2 separate regions of the Homo sapiens genome follow, and region 1 is linked to region 2. Evidence: chromatin loops called from intact Hi-C (ENCODE). Cell type or tissue: lower leg skin. All regions are shown on one strand. Links, peaks and the distances in the headings refer to the core of each region. The heading gives the core; the rest is flanking DNA.

What was found. Peaks named below come from ENCODE experiments on the same cell type or tissue, not always from the same donor. Only the 100,000 strongest peaks of a DNase experiment are listed, where the experiment ranks them.
Region 1: a loop joins it to region 2, with 12 times the contacts of the local background. A loop is called at or near these places in 106 of 110 quality-filtered maps.

What each region holds. Positions count from the first base shown.
Region 1 is chr4:81,466,605-81,469,350 of GRCh38, reverse strand. The region is part of intron 1 of RASGEF1B (RasGEF domain family member 1B); the gene reads left to right. Among named protein-coding and RNA genes, the nearest start is that of RASGEF1B, 3.9 kb to the left of the region's middle. In lower leg skin, for the core only: a CTCF peak has its summit at 1,713; no DNase peak of the experiment used is centred there.
Region 2 is chr4:81,843,535-81,846,577 of GRCh38, reverse strand. No RefSeq gene overlaps it. Among named protein-coding and RNA genes, the nearest start is that of RASGEF1B, 370 kb to the right of the region's middle. In lower leg skin, for the core only: a CTCF peak has its summit at 1,719; a DNase peak (open chromatin) is centred at 1,687.

The sequences.
Region 1 (2,746 bases), core at 247-2,746, 380 kb after region 2:
GCCCCAGGAGAGCACCTCCTTGGAAAGGAGATGGGTGAATGGAATGTCTTTTTCTTTGCTTGGGAGAAGAATCTAGAATCCTTGAAGCAGGGATTGGGAAACTTGATTCTGATGCCACACATAATAAATGAAAAAGCTGTGAAAACATTTTGTGACTTCTTAAAGAGGCCAATTGCACTGTTAAAAATGCTGTTTAAGATTTATGGGATTTTTATTAGTAGTAGTTGAATTCAGGTATTGCCAGCCCACCCCCCTCACTTTTTCAGACCTATAGTTGTCCTTTTTGATTCTCCAGTTAAAACTACAAAAAAGATCCATGCAACCTTTGCTTATCCTAAAGTGACAGATGTTATAGCCTAGTGCTGTGGCATATTTCTGCCTTGGAAATAAGGAGACTTGGGTTCTGGTTGATCTGGAGCCCTAATCAGTGATTTATTTTTTCTCTATGCCTGCAGTGTCTATAAAACGACTGTGGGGAGTTGAACAGAATGATTTATGAGTTTCTTTAGGTCTGTCATAACTGCTTTATTTTGTTGTACTATCGCTTCATGCATTTACACCCTGTCTTAGAGGTGGACTAATGAAGGGACAAGTGATTTGCAGTTAGGTGTTCACCTACTTTCTGGGTACATGGAAATGAAGAGAGGAGAGTGAAATTTCTTTTTTATTTATGAATTCATGTAGAAATTTAATATTAAACTGCTTTTTGCTTTGTTTTTCTTTAGGTATGAATATTAAAAATGATTATCAAAAAGATTGGTGTCAGATTATTTTTTGGCCTATTAAATCAATATTACTATCCACTAAATTTTTAAATTTGTCTTCAACAATCATTTTTTCTTAGGTTTATATTTATTATTTCATTTCAGGATATGCCTATGTCTGGAAATCATTCAGTTGATTCAAACTTTATTAGGAAACCCTGCTTAGAAAATTAGTTTAACCCAGAGAAAGTACAAATTAGCCTGGACTACCAATATCTTTCTATTGATCTAAAAGAGAAAAATGGGAAGGGATGAATATAGTTTTTCAAAAACTCACAGCTGGAAAATTATCCCAGTAACCATGTTATATACTAAAATATAAATAGAAAACTCTACTTTTTAATAAACATCCTCATTAGGTATCAGATCATTTTCCTGAGATGAATTAGGTGTAGAAAAATAAAACCTTTCATTAAAGAATGTTCTCCACATGCTATTATCTAATTTGGGTTGAGATCTACCTTGTATAAATGATGATTCAGCTACTCATATCTGTGCTGTTCAGTATGGTAGCCACTAGTCATATGGGAATATTTAAACTTAAGTTTATTTAAATTAAACAAAATTTAAAATTTAGTTTTTCAGTTGCAATAAGCCACATTTTAAGTGCTAAGTAAGTCACTTGTGGCTAGTGGCTGCTGTATTGGATTGTGCAAAAGAAAAACATTTTCAGTATCCCAGAAAGTTCTTTTTGACAGCACTCAATTAGGTAATGATGATTTTGATTATCCAGAAGATCATTTTTATTCTTCCAGGAAAATGAAATATTTAATTCTCATTATAGATGAGCACCTACAATGTAAGGCATTATGACCAAATGGCATTATTAGCCAGTACGTCTTCACCTGTACAGTATGAGCTGTATAGTTCAATAATATGCCAAGATCACAAATACCAGTTTCTCAATATATTTTCCCCATAACTCTAGTTATCCTTTTGCTTTTCTAAACCAGCACTGTTACTGCTACAAAGTGCCAACTCTTTGAAAGACAAGGAACGAGGAGCCATCTACTGTCCGGTTTAGGAACTGCATGGAAGATGTAGCTAAAAAGTTAATGCATAAAGAATGTATGCATTACATTCTTTACATTCAATATGTCCTGGGTTCAGTTCCCACACAGTAAAGATTTATTTCATAGAAGAGTTTTAATTGACTCTCCAGGTTATGTGCCGAAATGTCATTTGTGGTTTAATAAACTGCTAACAACACATCCCCAAGACAAAAGATGACAAATCTTAGCTTTGTTTTTCTTCCAAGGAAACCAAAGATAGTAAACTATTTGAGTCAGAATCCCCTTCCTCCAACAATTAGGAATTAGTATGAAATATTTAAGCAGCATCTAAGACAAATCAAGCAGAATGGAAATTAACTTTTTGTATGGATGCTGATAAATCAGGAAATAATATCACTGTTTCATTGCGAGAGAAATAGGATCTTCCTTCCTCAAAAATACTGATTTTTTTTTCCTCCCTTAACTGTGAAATCTACTAAGCATGTGGGACTCACTTTCAAAGAAGGTACTTATCTTGGAGTCTTGGAGTTTCTGTCTGTTCACATACCAAAGAAGTGAGTTGACTCTGAGTTGTCTTCTCTGTGTTGTTTGCCCTCTCAATACAATACCTTTTTTTTCTTTTTTTTTTTTTTTTTTAAGGAGGTAAGCAGAGGTGTAGCATTTCTGCAGTTTCCAGAGATGCTGTTAGAAATCTCTGATTTAGGACGTCTTCTGACTGAGGACAGAAATGGGAAGATAATCTGGAAATTTTCTTTCTTTCTTTCTTTCTTTCTTTCTTTCTTTCTTTCTTTCTTTCTTTCTTTTTTTTTTTTTTTGACATGGAGGCTTGCTCTGTCGCCCAGGCTGGAGTGCAGTGGCGCGTTCTCAGCTCACTGCAACCTCTGTCTTCCAGGTTCAAACAATTCTCCTGCCTCAGCCTCCCCAGTAGCTGGGACTACAGGCACCCGCCACCACGCCCAGCTAATTTTT
Region 2 (3,043 bases), core at 232-2,731:
GCTACCATGTCCAGCTAGTTTTAGATGTCTATTCATGCCTTCTACAGAAACTGATGAGTTTTCTTACATCCCCTATCTCTGTCTCCCTCGCCCTGTTCTTCAACACATACTTCCCCTCTTGTCTTCCAAACATGATTGTTTGAAAGTTGTAGCTTCTATCATTGAGCCTGTGTTACTATCACTTAACAGCTGAGCCATGTATTACAATATGATTGCATTTACTTTTCTATGTAACTTTTATAGTTTTTTTCTTTTTTTGGACTTAGTAGTTACCAATAATACTTTGTCTCAATTTCTTGAACTGTAAAATGGTCATAGTAACTGTATCTATCTCGTAGAGTTGTCAAAACTGTATGTTTAACTATTAGTTTTCATGGACTTTGTTTTTTATGTACTAATCCCTAATTCATCTTAAACTTTCTAACAGAGCCGTAAATATCTTTTTAATATACTTGATTTTATATTAAATGCTCAATGAATAAGCGTTGAAAACTATAGCCAATACTCTAATCTGCGCTGTATGAATGACAAAGCCATTTAATTGCAAGAGCAATGCATTTAGAATTCTTGGCAAGGCCTGAAACTGCCCCTTCCTAGCTGTGTGACCTTTGGCTAGCATATTTGAGTCACAGCTTTATCATCTGCAAATGGGAGAATTGGATTAGATAGTCCCTAGGGTCTCTTCCAGCACCATGATTCTATTATGGAGAAAAGCATATGCAGAAAATACCAAACTATGTAAAATATGTCAATGAAAAGAGTCAAACTCTAAAATATTTTGAAGGAATTTATTCTGAGCCAGATATCAAAGACCAGTGACGTGTGACATAGCCCTCAAGAGATCCTGAGAACATGTACCCAAGGTGGTCAGGATACAGTTTGATTTTATACATTTTAGGGAGACACAAGGCGTCAGCCAGTATTTGTAAGAGATACATTGGTTTGGTCAGGAAAGGCAGGACCACTGGAATCGAGGGCTTCCAGGTCATAGGTAGATTCAAGGATTTTCTGATTGGCAATTGGTTTAAAGAGTTAAAGAGTTTAAAGGCCTTGACTCAATAGAAAAGAATGTCTTGGTTAAGATAAGGAGTTGTGGACACCAACCAACCCCTTATCTTATGCAGAGGAGGTCTCCAGAGAGCTGACTTTAGAGATAATAGATTATAAATGTTTCTTATCAGAGTTGATTTCTTTCTCCTAGATCAGGAAAAAGGAAGGAAAAGCAAGGGGATTCTCTTCAGAATGTAGATTTTCCCCAAATCAGTCAGCTTTGCAGGACTATTTCAGGACATGGCAAATAAAACATATTTGGGCTTGAACTACTTTGATTTCCTTCTTTATCTGTCGTGTGATGTTATGCCAGAGTCAGGTTGGAAAGTGAGCCACATTATATAGGGTTAAATAAAACCCCTTTGATGAGACATTATGGATTGTAGGGTGTAACCCACCAGTCCCCTTAGATACAAATTTGGGCAAGAGAAGAAAAAGGTCAGTGTTTAGTTCTCAAATGTAAGATTGCAATGACATAGCTTCTACCACCTCTAGCACCACCTCCAGAAGACCTCTTAATAACCTTCTGGGCAGGATTATGCGACATCACTCACACTATGATAAAGGAGAATTTTGTTGAGTCATTTTATACAAACAATTGTCCTACCCCTTTGGGACACCTAGTTGTAATTTGCGGGCACCACCACTAAATGTCGCTATAGGTTACATAACTAAGTGGTCAGGAGTGCTCTATGTGTGTGTTGTTCTACAAGCTTTGAAAACTACCATTTAATCTCCTTATAGATTTAGAACTACATACCTTAAGTACTTAAACCAAAGTATTAAAAAACCTTGAAATTAAGATTTTTAAAGAAGGCGGTAAAACACAAAATGCTCTTTATTTCTTCCTTCCATATGCCTTTTCCCTCAAATGTTGTTTCTGTGTATCTAGTCACTGGTATAAACCAAGTAAACTGGTATTTAAAGGAACTCTTAACTGAGCAATTGCTTGACTCTCAGGCCTGCACCTTAATGATTTTTCTTTCCTCCAAAGATAAGAGATTAAGCAATAGGAGGAAATACGGGTCTCTTTGTTTTCTGTTTCTTGTGTCTGTTGTATTTCCAAGCTTATCTAAAATCCTAGACACTTTAATGTATTTTATTGATTTTACAAAAATATGCACATATTTTATATTTTAACATTTCTGAAATTATGATGCTTTATATAATTAATAGCAACATACAATTATATTGGTAGCACTTCTCTTTCTTAGTGATATCTCATAATCAACTTTTAATTTGATAAAATATTGTATCTGATATTATAATGTATCCATCTGAATTTATTAGAGTTCAGGGTTGTCTTAAAGAGTTGTTTGACAGGGGAACTTCGTTTTCTAATCAATTTTTAAAATTTTTTTCATTTTATTTTATTGTATTTTTAGAGTCTTGCTCTGTTGCCCAGGCTGGAGTTCAATGGTGTGATCTCGGCTCACTGCAACCTCCACCTCCCGGGTTCAAGTGGTTCTTGTGCCTCAGCCTCTTGAGTAGCTGGGATTACAGCCATGCGTCATCACACCTGGCTAATTTTTGTATTTTTAGTAGAAACGGGGTTTCGCCATGTTGGCCAGGCTGGTCTTGAACTCCTGGCCTCAAGTGATCCTCCCAAAGTGCTGGGATAACAGGCATGAGCTAACGTGCCTGGCCTCTAATAAAATTTTGTAGGGAGTTAAGAGTGGAAGAGATAATAATATTTATTGAATGTCCAGTATAGTCTGGACGTATGCACTTTGCGAATATGATGTATTTAATACTCATATGCTGGAAAGTGGGCTTTTTTTCTTTCTATTTTATGGGTGAGAAAACCGAGGCCTAGAAAGGTCAGTAACTTGTACAACTTGTAACTTGTCATACTACTAGTACGGGTCACTGTTTGAAATGGTGTATTTCTGATTATAAATCTTAGACTTTTCCTACCCTGTTACATTGATATTTTACCGTTCCCTTTAATACCAGAACATTTTTCTAACATATAGAACTCAGCCCTCTTTGA